Linked DNA regions of Homo sapiens: region 2 is linked to region 1. A link is an interaction called in ENCODE POLR2A ChIA-PET data of the cell type or tissue named here. Cell type or tissue: OCI-LY7. All regions are shown on one strand. Each heading gives the region's core, and the rest is flanking DNA. Links, peaks and the distances in the headings are about the cores only. Region 1 has its middle 11 kb from the start of STX7. Region 2 has its middle 130 kb from the start of MOXD1.

Region 1 (9,988 bases), core at 779-8,778:
CAAATCTTTTGCCTGCTTTTTATTGGGTTGTCTTCCCACTGTTGAGTTTTAAGAATTATTTTTGTATTCTGGTACTTTATCAAATATATCATTTACATGTATTTTCTCCTAGTCTGTAGCTCTGTAGCTTATCTTCTCATTCTCTTCTTTTAAAATTTTTTAAATTTTCTTTCAGAAAAGATCTGGGATCTGGCTATGTTGCCCAGACTAGAATGCAGGGGCTATACATAGGCCTGATTGTTGGACATACAACTTTTTAAACTTCTGGGCTCAAGCAATCCTTTCTTCTCAGCCTCCCAAGTAGCTAGAACTATATGCACATGCCACCACACCCAGCTCATTCTCTTAATGGTGTCTTTCATGGAGAAATAAGTCTTTAATTTTGATAAATTTTAGGTTGCCATATTTTTGTTTTATAAATTATGCCTTTAGTGATTAATTTAAAAGCTCATCACCAAACCCAAAGTTATACAAATTTTTCCTATATTTTATTCTCAAAGGTTTATGGTTTTACATTTCACATACAGGTTTACAATTCATTTTGAGTTAATTTTTGTAGAATGTATCAGGTATCTGTTAAGGTTCATTTCATTTGTTTTTTTGCATATGAATGTCCAATTATTTCAGTACCTTTGTTGAAAAGTCTATCTTTTCTCCATTGAATTGCCTTTGCATTTTTGCCAAAACTCAGTTGACTATGTTTCTGTGAACCTCTCTCTATTTTTCATATTCTCTTCTATTAATCTATGCATATATTTTCTCCGACATCATGCTGTCTTGATTACTGAAGCTCTAGAGTAAGTTTTGAAATTGGATAATATGAGTCCTCTGACTTTTTTGTTTTCCGGAATTGTTTGATTATTTCAGTTTCTTGGCTTTTCTGTAGAAATTTTAGAAGCAGCTAGTCAATATCTACAAAATCATGCTGGAATTTGATTGGGATTGTTTTGACTTTACAGAACACATTGGGAAGAACTGACATCTTAATATTGAGATTTTCAATTCATAAACATAGTATATCTCCACATCTATTTGGATTTTCTTATATTGTTTTTCATCAGTGTTTTGTAACTTACAATATACAGATTCTGCACATATTTTGTGAGTCATACATAATTTATTCATTTGTTTGGGTACTATTATAATGTATTTTTAAATTTTAATTTTTACTTCTTCATTGCTGAAATATGGAAATATTATTGGTTTTTGTGTATCATCCATGTATTCTGTGACCTTACTAAAGGAATGTATTAGTTTTATGAGCTTGTGTATTATTTGGAACTTTCTACATAGACGGTTGTTCTGTGAAAGGGTATATATAAAAAGTGACCCCCAAATGCCAAAGAAGCCAAGAAACCAAAGAAGGAGGCAGACAAATCTAGTTCATTGGTATTGGGTGACTTATTAGAGGGAACTTACAGACAGCAGCATGGTCTTGGGTGGCCACAAGACACATAGTTCTCTGCACTGCAAACCCTGAGACCCAGGGCATGTATCTTGAGGGAAAAGTATATGTACTCTGGAAGGAATGTGCAGGTGGCTATGAGCATCAGGGCCTAAGATTTCTGTAACAGCATCAAGGGAGGTTTTGGAGGAAAACTTACAATAAATAGGTATTTCTAAATAAAAAGTAATACATCAGCAAGACATTTTGGCGGCATTCCTGGACTTGGGGTTAGTCAGAAGTTACGTGGCAGATTGGCATTTAAAATAAAATCACTATTTTCCCCACAAAAAATATAATCTGTGAATATAGTTTTATTTTTTTCTTATTCTGTATGCATTTTATTTGTTTTTCTTGCTCTGTCAAACTAATTAGAACTTCCATTATGACACTGAATGGTACTAACGAGAGAGGACATTTGTGCTGGGTTTCTGCTTAGGAGGAAAGCATTCAGTTTCTCACCACTAAGCAGGATGAACAGCATGAAGTTTGCTGTAGGTTTTTTAAGATTTCCTTTCCTAGGTTAAGGATGTTTTCTCCTACTTCTAGTTTGCTGAGAATTTTAATCATTAATTAATGTTAAGTTTTGTCAAATGCTTTTTCTCCACCTATTGATGACATACTTTTACTTTTTAGTCTGTTAATGTGGTGAATAGATAGTTATTGATTTTCAAATATTGAGCCAGCCTTGCGTTGCTAGGATTAATCCCACTTGGTGGTGATATATTATTCTTATTATATATTGCTGGATTTTATTTGCTAATATATTGTTGATAATGCTTGTATTTGTATTTTTGAGGGCTATTGTCTGGAGTTTTTGCTTGTCTTTTTCTTATAATGTTTTTGCCTGGTTTCAGCATCATGACAATGCTGATCTCATATAAATGGAATGTGTCCCCTCCTTTTCTATTTTCTGAAAAAGATTTTGTAGGATTGGCTTTATTTTGTCCTTAAATATCAGGAGGATTCACCAGTGAAACCATATGGGCCTTACTTTATATGTTTTTAAAGACTTTTAACTATACAGCACATTCATTACATATAGGACCATTCAGTTGATCTATCTCTTCTTGAGTGAGTTTTGGTAGTTTGTTTCTTTTAAGAGGTTTGTCCATTTCATCTAAGTTGTTGAATTTATATGTACAGGGTTGTTTGTAGCATTCCCCATTCTCTCTTTGATGTGTCAGGATCAGTAGTAATATTCTTTCTTCTATTTCTGATACTGTAATTTGCATCTTCTCTCTTTTTATCTCTTAGCCTGGAAACAGGTTTATTAATACTATCGATTTTTTTAAACTTTTGGTTCCATTGATTTTTTTTCTATTATTTTTTGGTTTTCAATTTTACTTAGTTTTGTCCTAATATTTATTTCCTTCCTTCTACTTGCTTTAAGTTTAATTTGCTCCTTTTTTCTCTTGTTTCTTAAGCTGGAAGCTTAAGTTACTGACTTGAGATCTTTCTTCTTTTCTTATGTAAGCATTTACTGCTATATATTTTCATTTAAGTACTGATTTAGCTGCGTCACACACATTTTGATATGTTGGAATTTTTACTTTCATTTCATTCAAACTATTTTTTAAATAACCCTTAAGACACCCTCTTGACCCATGGTGATTTTTAGAAATGTATTGTTTAATTTTCCAAATATTTGAGGTGTTTAAGATAATTTTATTTTATTAATATTTGGTATATTTTTATGGTCAGAAAACATACTTTGTATGATTTATATTCTTTTAAATTTGTTAAGTTTTGTTTGCTGGCCCAGAATATGATCAATGAGTATTTCATGTACACTACAAAAGAAAGAGTAATATTGCTGTTGGGTGGAATATTTTATAAGTGTAAATTAGTTCAAGTTAGTTGGTAGTGTTTGGGGGATTTTGCTGATATTCTCCCTACTTATTTCATCAATTACTAAGAGAGGAGGGTTGAAGTCTCCAACTAGAACTGTAAATTTCTCTACTTTTTCTTTCATATCTTTCAGGATTTTCCCTATGTGTTTTGAAGTTCTGTTGTTATATGTAAACACTTTTAGGATTGTTATGTCTTCCTGATGAATTGACCCCTTTATTATTATATAGTACCCCTCTTTATCTCTAATAATAATCCTTATCTTGACATCTATTTTGTTTGAAGTTATTGTAGCTACTTCAGATTTCATTTGATTCAGTTTGATATGATCTATCTTCATCTTTTTATGTTTGTCCTATCCATGCCTTTACATTACAAGTGAGTATTTTGTAGACAGCAGAGTTGTGTCTTGTTTTTTTATTCTGTTTTAAATTCTTTGTCTTTCAACTAGTATGTATAGATCATTTAAATTTAAGGTTATTGACAATTTGAATTAAAATCTACCATCTCTCTAGCTGTTGTCTGTTCTATTTTTATTTTTCCTCTTTTTCTTTCTTTCCTGGGTTTTATCAGGAATTTTTAAATGATTCTATTTTATCTTCTCTATTGACTTATTATGTGTATTCCTCCTAAAAATTATTTTTACCTCTTTAAAAAATTAACCTAAATCTACTTTCAAATGAGGTATTTGCAAGGACATTATAACAGTATATTCCCAAATCCTTCTTCTCATTTCTTCTGCTATTGTTATACAGAAAACAATATTGTATGGTTTTGTATGTATGTAGAGTATTGTTATACTCTCAAAGTCATTCATCTTTTAGAGTAACTTAAAATAAGAGAAAAAAATTTTATTTTACCTTTACATATTCCATTTCTAAATCTCTTCAGTTCTTTGTGTAGAGCCAGGTCTATGACCTGTATCATATTCCTTCTATCCAAATAATTGTTTTTCTACTTTGAGTGAAAAGGGCAAGAAAAGCAAGAACCTTAAAGAAGATGATTTGTATTTATGGCACAAACATTTACAATGTCTTATTAAAATCATAAACAAAGTGAAAGAGAATGACAAATGAAGAGAAAATGCCTGCAAGCTCTAATACAAATGTTTTACATCCTGTTATAAAGTATAAGATAGACAAACCTCCTGTGGTAGATGTTATTGACACCTCAGCCAGGTTCTCTTTGACTGCCTCAGTAACCAATCCATAGTTGCTGTGAGTAATCAGCTAAGCACCAATCACAGCTACCTTCTACTCTAGAAAATTGCCCTTGGCCCAAGGGAGCTGCCCCACCCAGAGTCAATATGCGCTGACTCCCCCCAACCTCAACCAATGACAAATTGACATCAGTCCCTGGACTTACGTTGGAATTAATTCTGTGGTGCAACTTGTGCTCCAGAGCTTCCCTGTGGGATCCAACCAAAAGTCTCCAGCCAAGACCACAGTCTTTCTCAGAACATGCTGTGGAACCAACTTCTCTTACTGCCCTTCTCCTGTGAGAATTCTTTCCAAATTCTCCATTCTGAGCCCAAGTTTCTGCTTCTAGAGAAACCAAACCAAGACACCACACTAGAAAACTTAGTAAAAGCTCATAATAGACAATTCACAGAAGTCTTAGTCCAAGTGTCTTGAAAAATAGAGCCTAAGGCAAAACTTTACTTACTAAGGTTTTACAGTAATCCTACAGTAGCAAGAGCAAAGTGTTACAACAAGTTTAGCCTAAAGCTGCCTCCTTATGTATTTTAAGTTCAGCCTAAAGGTTTCTCCGTACATCGTGAACTACAAACAAGTGGAGGTACAGATCATAGCCTACACTTGTACCAATCACTGAGTTTTGGCCAAATGTAGCCAACTGTTTGAACCGTGTTCAGTTAAGGCAAATGCGGGGCTGTCACCAATCCAGCTGTTTTTGTGCTTACTCCTATCTTCTGTATGTCACTTTCCTTTTTTCTGTCCATAAATCTTCTTCCTCTATGTGGCTGCACTGGAGTCTCAGAATTTACTCTAGTTTGGGAGGCTGCCCAGTTCATGAATCTTCTTGGCTCAATCAAATTCCTTTAAATTTAATTTGGCTGAAGTTTTTCTTTTATCAGATGGCATCAGAAATTGGATCTAAAGTAGAGCTTCTAACGACCCCCATGAGCACTGCGTGACCAAGGGAGGTACCCGCTGGACCCATTGTGTCTGTTGCTCTCTCAGAGCAGCTAGAGAATATGGTTAAGTTCTCGCTCGGATTCTGAGGCTCCACAGATTTGTGTTTTGAACACTCTGAGTTTCTTTGAGCAAATTTCTGATCCAAGCTGGATTTGGAAGTCGCGACAGACACTGGACTGGGTCCAAGATCAGAATGGATCCCGTAATTAACTGGCTTGGATCCAGTTAGAGGTCTCTCACATCTGACTCAGTCAGAAAGAAACTGGTAGTAAATGGCATAATTGCAGGGGGTGTAAAATTTGGCTTTTGGAAATTTGCAGGGATTTTTGTGTTCTACCCCTTTGTTTCATTTTTCTTGTGCGCTTAAATAGGAAAAGAAATGAGTGGCTAAGTTGGTCAAGGGAACCTGAGAAAGCCCAATATTTCAGGTAAAAATGGGATCTTTAATTTCTGAAGAACTGAATTCCTTCCAGCTTACACATTAGGCCCCGGAAGAAGCAGAGTCTTACAGAAATGGCAAAATCTTACTAAAGATAACTTACAGTAGAACGTTCCAAATAACACTGCACTGAAGTGCATTTGAAAATGTGGGCTCCCAAATTAGTCTCATCTATAGATGCCTGTTGATATGCAGAAGCTTCTAATAAAAGCTCAATTTTTTATTTAAAGACTTTACAAAAGCCAAATAAAAAGGTTAAGCAACTGATTTTTTAAAAACTCAAATCTACTAACCTTTTGGCTTAGTTACTATGTCAATCCAAAGGATATAGACTGCAGCACCAATTGGCTGACTTCGGGTAAGTAGTGGGGTACATTTTGCCTGGAAACCTGTATGGGTTTGGGTTCAAGGCCCAACTTAGGAAAGTCAGAGTCCCTGGTAAGATGTAGGGGGTTAGAGGCTCTCCCCTCAGTAAAATCCCTCTTTGTTAAAAGTGGATTTGGCACTATAGGGTGTTAATGACTATTCTCTCTGGATTAATCTGCCTTGCCCTTTTTGTTAATGACAATGGGTGACCGGATTAGGCAAGGACAGGACCATGGGATATGGGAACTTTTCCCTCCCCAGAGGGGAAACTTGAGAGCTCATGGGACTGGAAGAAAAGATCCCTTTGTGACTGATGAGTGGCTGCCTGAACTTTTGATTCAGCGACGCTGCAATGGGTGGGTATTTCTCTGGCTTCCCCTCAGCTCCTTGCCTTCCCCACCCTGCCGCAGGCAGTGTTTTTCTCCCTTTCTCTCCTTTCTCTTTTCTATCTTTTTTGTTACTTAGGGCAACTGTCTGCTCTTTCATCATTTCCAGAGACCACATGTTGAAACTCCAGGTCAGAAAATCATTCCACCTGACTCTGAGTGGATCAAAGATGACAGACAGGGCCCAACAGGGGGCAAGTTTGAACCTTGCCAGTGTGATATTCAGTGCTAGGCAGAGTGGCTAACGTCTATGTTTTGCCACATGTATTTTACCCTGGCCAGAATGGAAAATATTAATTCGATTCCCCCATGCAATACCTCAGGTGGCATCTTACAAAATTGAGAGGCTTCTGCCTGTGGGTCCATGAAACCAAAAAAGATGATTTTCCTTTGTGTTGCAGCTTGGCCCCCAGGGCTATGGTGCAGCCAGCAGGGTCACTAGGATGACTCAAGGAAAGGGAACCCAGAAACGTGGCATGCCAGCAAAAATGGTAAGGATTTCTTACCAGCCAGACTTCTGGCCTCTCTGTCTCTTTGCAAACCAGTTGTAGGAATGGTAAAAATCACTGTCTCCTCTGCAAAATTTTAATTAATAAGAAAAAAGATTCATGAGAGTAATCTTAAGCTGTAGTGAATCTGGTTTGCTTTGTGCTAAGAATTTGTCTTTCTGTGTTGTTCTGTCATAAAAAGAGGTCCTTAGGATAGAATGTGGGCCTAGGACCCCCATAAACTCACTGTTCAAGCCAGCCCGGCAAACTGGTCAGGTACATGCTTTGCTGCAGGTGCCTGAAACAAAAAAAGCTAGTTGAGATTTCCCTCCTATCTTGTTTTATGTCCTTGGGAGCTTCACCCTATAACCACATGGTGGTAGTTTCTCTTGGTCTCTGCCATCCAGGAAAACAGGAATTTTGGGGTTCATATCATAGTTAGCTCTAAAAATTATCTTAATCAGTTAAAAGCTATTGCAAGCTCAAAAGTGACTGCTTTCAGCTCCTTCTGGGAAGAGCGATGGAAACTGCCCAATGCTTAGCTTGGTGGCTAAGGCTTTATCTTTTCACAGTGGTGGCCAGGGCTCAATTCCTGGCTTAGGGGATGAGCCCTTTCTCGTTCGATATCTCTGTGACTTTTGCCATTTATTGATTCTCTTCCCCTTTATGAACAACTTCTGACTTCCCATCTTGAATTTTCCTTTCTCTGAGGACTTGGGAGGTACCTTTGGTAAGTTCAAAAGCCAGAAATAATTTTTGTTTGTTCTGGCTAGAGTCTAGCAATAAGATATTTGGTTAAAAGTCAGCTTAATTAAAATAGATATTCAAGCTATAGGTGTATTTGAAAGGCCTTCATGGCTTTTTCTATTCTTGGATCTCGTTTTTTTCAGGAAAACATTTTTTTTTCTTTTCAGCCATTTGAATTGTTTTTCTTCATTTGTCTCCTTGCCACTCTTGATGCACACATGAGAGGAACTTCGGAAAGCCTGGGACTCCTTGGGAAAAACAGGAGGTGCCACAGACCCTGTTTTGGGAAAAACCTTTGTTTTCCCCATGAAACCTCAAGAATTAAGGCTAAATATACTTTTGGGGATAGCTAATGTCAGTTATGGGGGAATACATGGCTCTTTGCACATTTGGATCAGAGAAGCGTGCTCTTGGCCACCTAGAAGGTATGGAAATGTCCCCATCCCCCTGCCCCCACTGAGAGATGACTCCCATGGGAGATCGGCTGATTTCCTCTTTTTATGACTCCCATGGGAGATCGGTTGAGTCACTCTTTTTATGACTCCCATGAAAGATCGGTTGAGTCACTCTTTTTATGACTCCCATGGGAGATCGATTGATTCCCTCTTTTTATGACTCCCATGGGAGATCAGTTGATTCCCTCTTTTTTGGGTAGGGGGACGGATCCAGGATCTGGTATAAAAATAAGACCCTTAATTTTGGGAATCTCTTTTGCCCTCAGGATGTGCCTGCTAATTAGGCCCTAGAAACTGATGTCTTCCTAGCCCTGTTTTTCCAAGGATTCCACTCTGAAGCCAGTAATACAATTAAGAAACTTGAAAACTGGCAAATGAAAAGTCTTATCAATACTGGATCCTCCTGTTTTTCTGGGTGTTTATATGTGTTGTGTGTGTGACATTTATAAATAAAAGAGCTCTGATTAATTGGCTTAATAATAATAAGCACTTAAATCAATTTTTTTTTCAGAAAAATAAAAACGGTAATGCCTTTCACTTTACGTGACTGTAGTAAGCTTTGGGAAATAAAGAGTTTTAAATACTATTGGTAAAATAAAGATAGTTGGTCTAAATTAGGCAGGTCAGACATTAGGTTTGCTAAATTCTTTAAGGTAATAAACTGCTTCTTTAACTTTTGAAAATTGTTCAACGTAACTGCTTTGGAGCCATTAGATTCCAGGTAAGGTCTGGAGACGTGGAGTTACTCAAGCCCCTGGCTATGCTAAAAAAAAAGTCAGACTTTATCTGTCTGGGCCCTAGGCTTCACACCTAGTACATAATTAAAATCCACTTAGTAGGTTTTTCACCAAAAATAAAAATCACTAAGAGTTAACATTGTAACATGTAAATAAGACTACTGAAAAAACAGTTTTACATGCAAGCTGTGTGAGTAAGGTGAAATGTGCTTTTGATAAAAGATCATAAGAAAACATGGGAATGTGTGTGTTTTCTTTTTGTTGTTCGTTTTTTGTTTGCCTAGATTAAAGGGCTAATGGACTGTTTTAATTTAGAAAGGATAAAGCTGAAGGTTTGAGCAAGTTGTGGAAGGTTTGTGAAAAATTAATCTTGTAAAAGAAATTCTGTGTGTGAACATATTGGCTAAATTTAAAGGGGTATTATACAGGTTTTCCATAAACTGAACATTGGAATAAAAGCACAACAAGGTTCTCTTAGAGCACTGATCTCTTCAACAAAAATTTGTAAAGGGTTATTAAAGGTTTATGAAAATCTCACCTTATGGTCAAACTGATTAAAATAGGATAGATTTGTCTATAAGATGTTATTAAAAATTGGGGTTGACATTAATAGTACACTAATGCATGGGTGAAATTTGGCTTTCTCTCTTGAGTAAGACTTTCATAGAATATTAAAGACAAATGAAAGATTTTTGTTTGCCTTTTGAATAAACCACAGGAAAAAGAAGGAAAAGAAAAGAGACAGATTGTTTGGAAAGCTAAGTCTTCCCTCTATCAATGAGTAAAGGTTTTTGCCTTTTTTTTTTTTTTTTTGAGACGGCGTCTCGCTCTGTCGCCCAGGCTGGAGTGCAGTGGGGCGAACTCTGCTCACTGCAAACTCTGCCTCCTGGGTTCACGCCATTCTCCTGCCTCAGCCTCC
Region 2 (9,988 bases), core at 870-8,869, 250 kb before region 1:
CAGTGGCTCATACCTGTAATCCCTGCACTTTGGGAGGCCAAGGAGGGTAGATCACTTGAGGTCAGGAGTTTGAAACCAGCCTGGCCAACATGTTGGTGAAACCCCAACTCTACTAAAAATAAAAAAAATTAGCCAGGTGTGGTAATGTGCACCTGTAATCCCGGCTACTAAGGAAGCTGAGGCAGGAGAATCACTTGGACCTGGGAGGCGAAGGTTACGGTGAGCTGAGATTGCACCACTGCACTCCAGCCTGGGCGACAGAGCAAGACTGTCTCAAAAAAAAAAAAGCCAGAGTGTTGTTATAGTGTCATTTACTATAAAAATTAAAATTAAAGGATATGGGGGCTTAAATGAAGAATTTTTAAAAAATAATATCTCTCCAGGCTCATCATTAAAACATATGGTTGTAGAGATGTTGTTTCCCAACAGATATATAAAAATGTTATTCTCTCTTTAATATCCAAATAGTATGTTCCAAAGGCCATTGCATTGGGTTTAGATGGATCACTAGCCATTTTCAGTTGGCAGTTTTCACTTCCTCTTTGAAACCTCAATGCTTTACATTTATAAACTAAAAAGAAACCAGACGTTTTTAAAAACCATGAAGGAAGCTAATCTATACTTTGTAGTAGAATGTTATGATTTCTATTTTATGACTACAAAACTAAATTTAGTTATCCAGCCAATAATGTGTAATATCTTAAGCCAATTGAATCATACTGAGTTCTCAGAAAAATAAATGAAACAAAATGGATTGTTTTAAAGGGAGTAAATCTTACCCCGTAAAAGACAGCTGCTTTTCAAATAACATCAATTGGATTTTTAATATAACCTATTAGGATTTTGTTTTCTTCCTTTTTTGGAGACTTTCTTAGTCAAATATAACAACCAGAATCTACAGCTTGGCTCACTTCTCTGTGAGCATTCTTATGTTCAATTCCCACTATTTTTAGCTTTATGCAGTTGTTCCAAGAACATACCTTTTCTCAGAAAGCAATATTTTCTCTACCTTCAAAGAGAAAATTTAGAAAACGTCAGAAAACACAGAGTCCCTAAAGTGGGATTTGGCCTGCTTTTTAGAACTTAAAAACAATTGGGTATTTTTAGTCCAGTCATTCTAAACCACAAAGGCAACAGCAGAATTTGTTGCTATAACTATATAACTTGACCAGTTGCAAACCGTCAAACATAGACCCCAATCCCATTTAAATGTTTATGTCCCTACTTAATTAACTTACTTTGTTTTGTAATTAGTTCCACATTTTCAGTCTCTTGCAGTTGAGACTGGGCTTGATCGCCTAAAAAATAGTAGCTCAGGCTGGGCGTTGTGGCTCACACCTGTAATCCGGGCACTTTGGGAAGCCGAGGTGGGCAGATCACTTGAGGTCAGGAATTCGAGACCAGCCTGGCCAACAAGGTGAAACCCTGTCTCTACCAAAAATATAAAAATTAGTCAAGCATGGTGGTATGCACCTGTAATCCCAGGTGCTCTGGAGGCTGAGGCTTGAGAATTGCTTGAACTTGGGAGGCAGAGGTTGCAGTGAGCTGAGACTGCACCACTGCACTCCTGCACTCCAGCTGGGGTGACGGAGTGAGACTCTGTTTCAAAAAAAAAAAGAAAGAAAAAAGAAAGAAGAAACAAAGAAAGAAAAAAGAAAATGGTAGCTCAAAACACTCAATTACTATTTTAAAAGCTTTTTCATTAAAAAATTAAGGTGCTCAGCAGCATTTATAACTAACTGGTATCTAATAGTAAGAGAAATTGGCATGAGATAATCTGGCCAATTAACAGTATGCAGTCACTGCATTTATGTTTTATTGTAGGGATGTGACGAGTTATAAATAAGTAAGAACAAGCAATGCTAGTATAAAGTACCTAGAAATACCTGACCTCTTTGAGGTCAGGAGTCAAGTGTTATTCACAGGGATGAAAATTATTACAAATGAAAGCTGACCATGGTGACTTCTACTGCCTAGGGATGGAATAGGTATTTGAATAATTAGTAGTGGAATAAAAAATCTTTATTCCATTCCCTTCCAGTCATAGAAGCTGTTGGAGAAAAGGAAAGGCTGAAATTACAAAGCCTCTGCTATAGGATAAGACCCAGAGCAGGTGATTCTTTTTTGAGAAAGAACAAATTAACAGGTCTTTTGGAGATGAAACGTAGGCTCAGAAGTGAGTGGATGGTGGAAAGGTAACTTGCAAGACACCATTAGGTCATGGGTTAGATAAATGGAGGAGATGGGTAAGCTAGGAAAGGCCTCGATAAAGGCGCAGGGACTGATTAACGTGACCGGACTTACCAGGGCAATGAAGAGACCCAAGAACAAGGATGGGCAATAATCAATTTTGAAATGTTTGCATTCTGTAGCTGTAAAAACCCACTGGGTTGCACCTAAACTTTGGTAAAAGTCTGAAATAAACACAGTGCCACCAGATGGTCTGGTGAACTCTTAATGATTCTCAAGCATTAGCTCAAATGTCTTCCCCTCTTTGTGACTTCATCTGATCCGCTCATCTCTCAGGAAGTCCATCAGAGAAAAGCCATCTCTTTTGGCTCAGTGCTCTCATAGTAAGTACTTCACACATAACTTGCAGAACTTACTTACCTGCATTATAGTATTGCTTTGAGAATCTGTCTCACCTGTTAAGACTATAAGCTATTTTTAGTTAGGAGCTTTTCTATGCATTTTTGTAACCCTCGAATCCTAGTACTCTGCCTGGCTGGCCCCTAATAAGCATTTAATAAATGTTGGTTGAAATCAGTCAAGGAAGCCTTCTAAGAATAAGTGAACTTTTTATAAAGAAAGAAAAGCTAAAAAGAAAAAGCTTCCATAACTTATTAATCAGATAGATATAGCAATAGATAGCTATAGATAGATAGCAGAAATAATTTCATTAAATTAGTAATTAGTGGGGACTTTTAATGTTTTGTAGGTTGTTAATCTGGACACATGGTACCTTGTACGTGAGTCTCTTGGTGGATCGTGTTGCTATTATTTGTTTTCAAAACTTCACTAGATTTGTAAACATCCTGATGCAAAACTATTTGGTATTCCTACATACATACCCAGTAGCTGCATAGGACGTGACATGCATAGTAAGGATGTAGAAAATATTTAGGGAAGGATACAGGAAAGGGAAGGAAGAAAAAGGAAAAGTTTTAGAAGAGTGAAAAAATTTAAAGGGTAAAATTTTGAGACTACGGTATAAAAATATTACAGAGGTGTTTTTTTTTTCCCCATCAGTTTGGGGGTGTCTGGGCCAAAATAAGGCACTCAGACATGCAAGAGTTTCCATCTTGACAGTGATGGATCCAAAAGGGAACCTGATCCTTTGTCTCCTCCTTGTTCCTCAGGTGCCACATATGCATCTGACTAATGTCAAAACAGAAGGCTGGACTCCTTATATAAAAATGTGCTGGCAAGCACTCCTGTGACCTTTAAAATCAATCATTGCAAATGGGTATTCAAGCAAGAGGAAATGATCTACAGCTGGGCGGTTTCTCGTCTACATCAGCTGGCAAAGAGGCAGACATACAATTACAAGCAGCATGATTTTTGTTTTCAGACTCCCTGCCCAAACCTTCCAGTATTTTCCATAGCTTTACTGCAAAAAATAACACTAGCCTCAAGTTTAACAGGATGTGAAAACTCCTTCCATGTCTTGAGACAATTTCCCTCCTATGCTGTTGCTCAGCTGGTTGGTCTCTTCTTACTCAGCCCAGTGTGATTTGCGTAAATTGCTTTAACAGCCAGATATTAAGAGCAAACATTGGCCTTTCTTATTCCTGTGTTCCTGAGTTTTCTCTTTATCCAAGTGCACCTGGCAATTCACCCAAATCACGAGGTATTGCCTAGGTTGTATTTATAAGCTCAGTGTGGGTAAACACAGCTGATCACTGGCCACTAGTTTTCCTTCCTTGCTGGGTCCTTTCCTTTCCCTTTTCAAGGCTGGCTTCCAACTTCCTACCTTTTGTGGCTCCTTCTGGAAGACCATGTGGAGTGGGATGTCAGGCAGCAAATGCAGGACCTCTCCAGATCTTGAAAAACAAACAGAAAAGATGGTTTCTAGAATAATATTGCTCCTTATTTCTCCAAGCTCCTGCTTGTGAAGCTTATCCTTTTTTGTTTCTGAATAGTTGATAGAAATGGACAGTTTCTGTTTTTCCTCTAATGAGGACACACACATGCATGCACAGTCTCACACACACACACCTTCCTGCAGAAAACATATTTTGTTTCTTTGTTTCTTCTTGGAATAGAAAAGAGGAGGTGGGAAGAGGAAGTTGTTTTGTTTTATAGCACATGTTGTTTTAAGGTTAAAAAAAACCCTGATGTATTGGCTTTCAAAAATGTATATTTTTTCATACCAAAAGTATTAGATTGCACATTTAATTGGTGAATCATATGATATATGAATTATATCTCAATAAAGCTATTTTAAAAATCATACTATATCAGAATATTAGATGTAAGTCATTTTTTTCTAAAAGATAAATTTCAAGTACAAGTAAAATAGGTCAGAAAAGACGCTGCTTTCCAAAGCAATGTTAAGCTTTTCCTTGGCTACAGGAACACAGATGTTGTGAAATCCACCCCTAAAAGCCAAAATGGGAAAGGAAAAGACTCACATCAATATTGTCATCATTGGGCTGGTAGATTTGGGCAAGTCCACCCCTACTGATCTAAACATGTGGTGGGACTGACAAGAGACCCTCTGCAAAATGTGATAAGAAGTCTGCTGAGATGGGAAAGGGCTCCTTCAAGTATGCCTGGGCCTTGTATAAGCAGAAAGCTGAGTGTGAACGTGGTGTCACAATTGATACTTCTCTGTGGAAATTTGAGACCAGCAAGTGCTATGTGACCATCACAAGACTTTATCAAAAACATTATTACAGGCACATCCCAGGTAGAATGCGCTGCCTTGATTGTCGCTGTTGACATTGGTGAATTTGAAGTTGGTATCTCTGAGAATGGGCAGACCCCTGAGCACACCCTTCTGGCTTGCATGCCAGATGTGTAACAAGTAATTGTTGTTGTTTACAAAATGGATTTCACTGAGCCACCCTATAGCAGAAGAGACATGAAGAAATTGCTAAGGAAGTCAGCACTTACATTAAGAAAATGGGCCACAGCCCTTACACTGAGGCATTTGTGCCAATTTCTGGTTGGGATGGTAGCAACATGCTGGAGCCATGTGATCACAGGCCTTGGTTTAAGGGATAGAAAGTTTAGGGTAAAGATGGCAATGCCTATGGAACCATGCTGCTTGAAGCTCTGGACTCCTTCCTACCACCAACTCATCCAATTGACAAGCCCTTGCGTCTGCCCCTCCAGGATGTCTACAAAATTTGGGATATTGGCACTATCCCTGTGGGCCAAGTGGACACTGGTGTTCTCAAACCAGTAGCGTAAACACTCTGCTCCAGTCAACATCACAACTGAAGTAATGTCCGTTAAAATGCACCATGAAGCTTTGAGTGGGCTCCTCCTGGAGACAATGTGGGCTTTAATGTCAAGAATGTGTCTGGCAAAGCTGTTCGTCGTGGCAACATCACTGATGAAAGCAAAACCACCCACCTGTGGAAGCAGCAGGCTTCACTGCTCCGGTGATTATCCTGCATCCTCCAGGGTGAATCACGCTGGCTGTGTATGCCCCTGTACTGGATTGTCACACGGCGCACATTGCTTGCAAGTTTGCTGAGCTGAAGGAAAAGGTTGACTGATGTTCTTGTAAGAAACTGGAAGATGGTTCTTAAATTCTCGAAATTGGGTGAAAACTATCGTTGATATGGTTCCTATCAAGCCTAGGTGTGTTGAGAGCTTCTCTGACTATGCTCCTCCAGGTCATTTTGCTGTTCATGATATGAGATAGACAGCTGCTGAAGTGTCATTAGAGCAGTGGCTGCTGGAGCTGGCAAAGTCACTGAGTCTGCCTGGGAAGTTCAGAAGGCTAAATGAACAGTATCTCTAATACTTTTCACCCTAGTCTTTTTTTTTTTTTTTTGAGATGGCGTCTTGCTCTGTCACCGAGGCTGGAGTGCAGTGGCACCATCACGGCTCACTGCAGCCTCAACCTCCTGGGCTCAGGCGATCCTCCCATCTCAGCCTCCCAAACAGCTGGGACCACAAACCTGTGCCATCACACCAAGCTAATTTTTTTTTTTTTTTGGTAGAGATGAGGTCTTGCTGTGTTGCCCAGGATGGTCTCAAACTCCTGAGCTCAAGTGATCCTCTCACGTCAGCACCCTAGTCTTAATCAATGGTGGAAGAACCATCTCAGAACTGTTTGTTTCAATTAGCCACTTAAGTTTAACAGTAAAAGACTGGTTAATAAACAATGCATCATAAAACCTCAGAAGGAAAGAATGTTTTGTAGACCATTTTGTTTTTGTTTTCATGTGGCAATTTTATTAGTTCTTAAAATCATTACTTTTTAACGGAAACACCTTGACTAAAAATCTATCACAGAATTTTGAGACCTATTAAAACAAAGTTTAATGAGACAAAAAAGGTAGAGCAGAATAATCAACTTAGAATGTAACATTTTGTCACCAGCTGATGATAAGTAACTACATCACTGAAGAAGTTTACATCATATTCAGTAGTGAATCTAATATTATAGATGGAATACTACCAATAAAAATATTTTTGTTTTGAAAAATCTGTCAACTATAATACATATAATGGCCATTGTACATCCATCTGCAATTAAAATATGTTCATGTAAATGCTTTTGAATAAAATTTATATGGCATCACTTCCTAAAAAGCTTTTTCAGTACTCTGTTTTCCTCTTAATACATCATATGGGAGTAAATTTCAAAATCTCTTAATCTTTGTCCTGTTCTGTTTATGTTTCTCCTTACAAATTTGGGGTGACCTCAAAGTCTTCCTAAGCATTAGGAAAGGCTTCTTTTCAACAGGATGGTTTAAAATTAAGTTTGCTAAATAACATGATTGCCATCACACCATTGGCACCAACACCCATAGCAGACATCGCTAATTAAAGAACTAATTTCTCCTGAAGAGTATAGATTAGACTCAGCTGTGGAGCTCCAGCCAGCTAGGAAAACCTATCTCTTGAACTGGTTATACAGCTGAAGGAAGTCAGTTCAGTTGTCCAAAGTCCCTCTCACTGTTTTATAATGGTGGTCTCTATTCTACCACAATCACTGTGAGGGTTTGTAATGCCCAGTTTGAGAAACGTGGTCATGACGTGATTTACTCCTGCTCTTCCATAGTTCTGTAAGAAAAGGAAAAAGTTTTTACCTCTCCAATTTTATAAGCCAGGGAATTTTCCAGAATATTAATAGTACTGGAAAAGACCCTGAACAGTTAGTGCCGTGGCAGGAGGGTCCAAGCGGCTGCAGAAGAAGCACATTCTGTTCCTTTTCTTCACCAGCCAGCCAGACCAAATGAGTGGGTCTCCTCTCCTCTCCGGAGCCACATTCCAGCCTGGACAGGAGAGGTGCCCCCGACACACAGTGTTTCCTACTAGCAAATGTGCTAAAATTAACTGAAGTTCCTCAAGTCCTGGCTAGGGAGGTAACACCGTCAGCAGAGCTCCCCGTTCCTTCCTCAGCACACTGCTTTCCTTGCTATCCCTGGGGCAAGTTGTCTTTGGCATCTTGAAGGATTTATACGTGTTGTGTCTTAAATGTGTAACTCATTAGTAATGAGCCAATAGTGGAAATTTCAGTGAACAGAGCTTTTTACTCCAGTAATTCCAGGTGTGAACCACAAATAGAAAGGTTCTTTTTGTGAATTTTTCCTCTACGGGCGCTAGCTATCTGGTGTTTGCACCCTGAGTCCTAGGAAAGCTAACACGGAAATAAAGCCTCCCAGTGTTTGTGTCTGTTATCTATAGGTCCTCCTAATATTGCCCTTCTAGGACAAAGGTGCCTTCCTTTCCAATAAGCTTTCTTCAGGGAGAACGCAGTGAAGGAGCCGGATCCTCTGAGACCAGTTCAGAGGCACCCCCTCTCCCACACAGCCTGGTGCAGCTGGGGCCGGCAGGCAGGAAGTTTGCCCCACGGGATAGCAGTTGCGGTCCTGCAGGCTCCCTAAGAATGGCATTTGGTCTCCTCAGAGAGGTTGTTAAAGTCATGTTAGACCTCTAAGGAATTTCCTCACTTACCCCAGGCTGACTCCAAGCCCCAGCACAAACTTTTCACTTTGGATCTCCTCCCCTCACCCACAATCCCTTTGGCCTGAGGTGATTTCCTGCCGTCTGGTCAAGACTGGCCCTGGTGCCCTCCCCTCTCCATTACCAGCCTCTCTCCTGTGTCCCATGCAGACCCACAGAGAGTCTTGCCTTCTGCTGACAAAACATTCCCATGCTCTGTGATCCTTCCTCTCCAGGGCTCTAGTCTCTTTCTGGATCTCTTCAAATCAATATTCCGCTTCCTAGAAAGCAGGAAGTTGGGCCAAAGCACAACAATATGGCTGCCGGTAGAGCGATGTGGCAGGAGAGAAAGTGACATGGGCTCAGAGGCACAGCCTGGGGAGCGCTGTTCCTCACTTGCCTCCTAATCTTGGGCAAATCTCTTACCTGCTTTGAGACTTTGTTTTTTCATCCTAAAAAAGATTATACTCTTATCCCAGGAGTAATTAAATATTCTATTCAAGGCATTCAGTACTGGGCTGGCAACAGGGTGCTTCTCGATATTAGTATTACTTGTTAACAGTGGCATTTATCGAAGTATCTCCTGAAGAAACTAATCTCATGATTCACTGTAGCAAATAGGGTTCAAAATTCAAATATGCTTGGGAAATTTGAACTGTGAACTGAAGCTTACACCAGGCCATATGGAGATTTATAATGATCACAGGTAGTTCTTCCCCTGGACAAGCTACTTAACTTCTCTGCCTCCATTTTCTCATTCATAACATGGGGGCTAATAACAGTTTCTTCCTCTTATTATTTTTGTGAGCACTAAATTAGGTGCCCTATATTAAATGTTTTGCAAAATGCCTGCTGTATCACATATGTGCAACAAATGTTAACAAGTAGTATTAGAATTAAGTAGTAGTATTACAATTAAGTAGTATTACAGTTTATAGTGCTATCACTATTTAATGATACTGAAAATTCCTAAAATTAAAAACAACAAATAACACCGTCTTTTTAATGTTGCTGAACTGTTGCAATGTTGCAAACTTTATTTGGCCAGGGATCTCTTTTCTGGTGACCAGTGGGAAACACTAGCTAAAGAATTAAACCTTTGAGAGATATTTGGTTTGGAACAGAAAGCACCTGAAGATATTGTGTCTTGATCCAAATAACTTTTCAGCCTCTAGGATTTCCCCCGAACTCTTATTGGCATAATGGTTCATGCTGTCGGAGAAGAAATGTTGAAGATGGTGCAGTAGTGTCTGACTTGTGGGCTTCAGTGTCCAGACAAGAGAGCATCCTAGCAGAGACCCAAGAACATGGATCTAATGCTCAGATGGAACAGAGTCTAAATCCTCACTGAGTATTCTTTATTATTTTGGAGGAAGGAATAAAGAGAAATTTTCTAATCTCACTAAACTTCAGTGTTCTCATCTACAACATTAAAAATAATTGTACCTACCTCATAGGATGGTTATATAGTATAGTAAATGTCATGTAAATTAACCTCAATAAAGTCTGTCTCCTAGTTATTATCACAATGTATTAGTCTGTTCTCATGCTGCTAATAAAGACATACCCAAGACTGGGCAACTTATAAAGGAAAGAGGTTTAATGGACTCACACTTCCACATGGCTGGGGAGGCCTCACAATCATGGTGGAAGGCAAGGAGGAGCAAAGCCACGTCTTACGTGGCAGTAGGAAAAAGCTTGTGCAGGGGAACTCCCATTTATAAAACCATCAGAACTCATGAGACTTATTCATCACCATGAGAACAGTATGGGGGAAACTGCCCCCATGATTCAGTTATCTCCACCTGGCCCTGCCCTTGACACATGTGAATTATTACAATTCAAGGTGAGATTTGGG

Evidence for each region. Peaks named below come from ENCODE experiments on the same cell type or tissue, not always from the same donor. Only the 100,000 strongest peaks of a DNase experiment are listed, where the experiment ranks them.
Region 2: POLR2A ChIA-PET joins it to region 1 with 6 read pairs; 4 of 35 experiments call an interaction of 5 or more read pairs at or near these places.

The regions. Positions count from the first base shown.
Region 1 is chr6:132,519,567-132,529,554 of GRCh38, forward strand. No RefSeq gene overlaps it. Among named protein-coding and RNA genes, the nearest start is that of STX7, 11 kb to the left of the region's middle. RefSeq lists an enhancer at 7,517-8,716. In OCI-LY7, for the core only: no CTCF peak of the experiment used is centred there; no DNase peak of the experiment used is centred there.
Region 2 is chr6:132,267,369-132,277,356 of GRCh38, forward strand. It overlaps the pseudogene EEF1A1P36. Among named protein-coding and RNA genes, the nearest start is that of MOXD1, 130 kb to the right of the region's middle. In OCI-LY7, for the core only: no CTCF peak of the experiment used is centred there; DNase peaks (open chromatin) are centred at 1,503, 2,503 and 3,493; H3K4me3 peaks cover 3,003 bases; H3K27ac peaks cover 4,115 bases.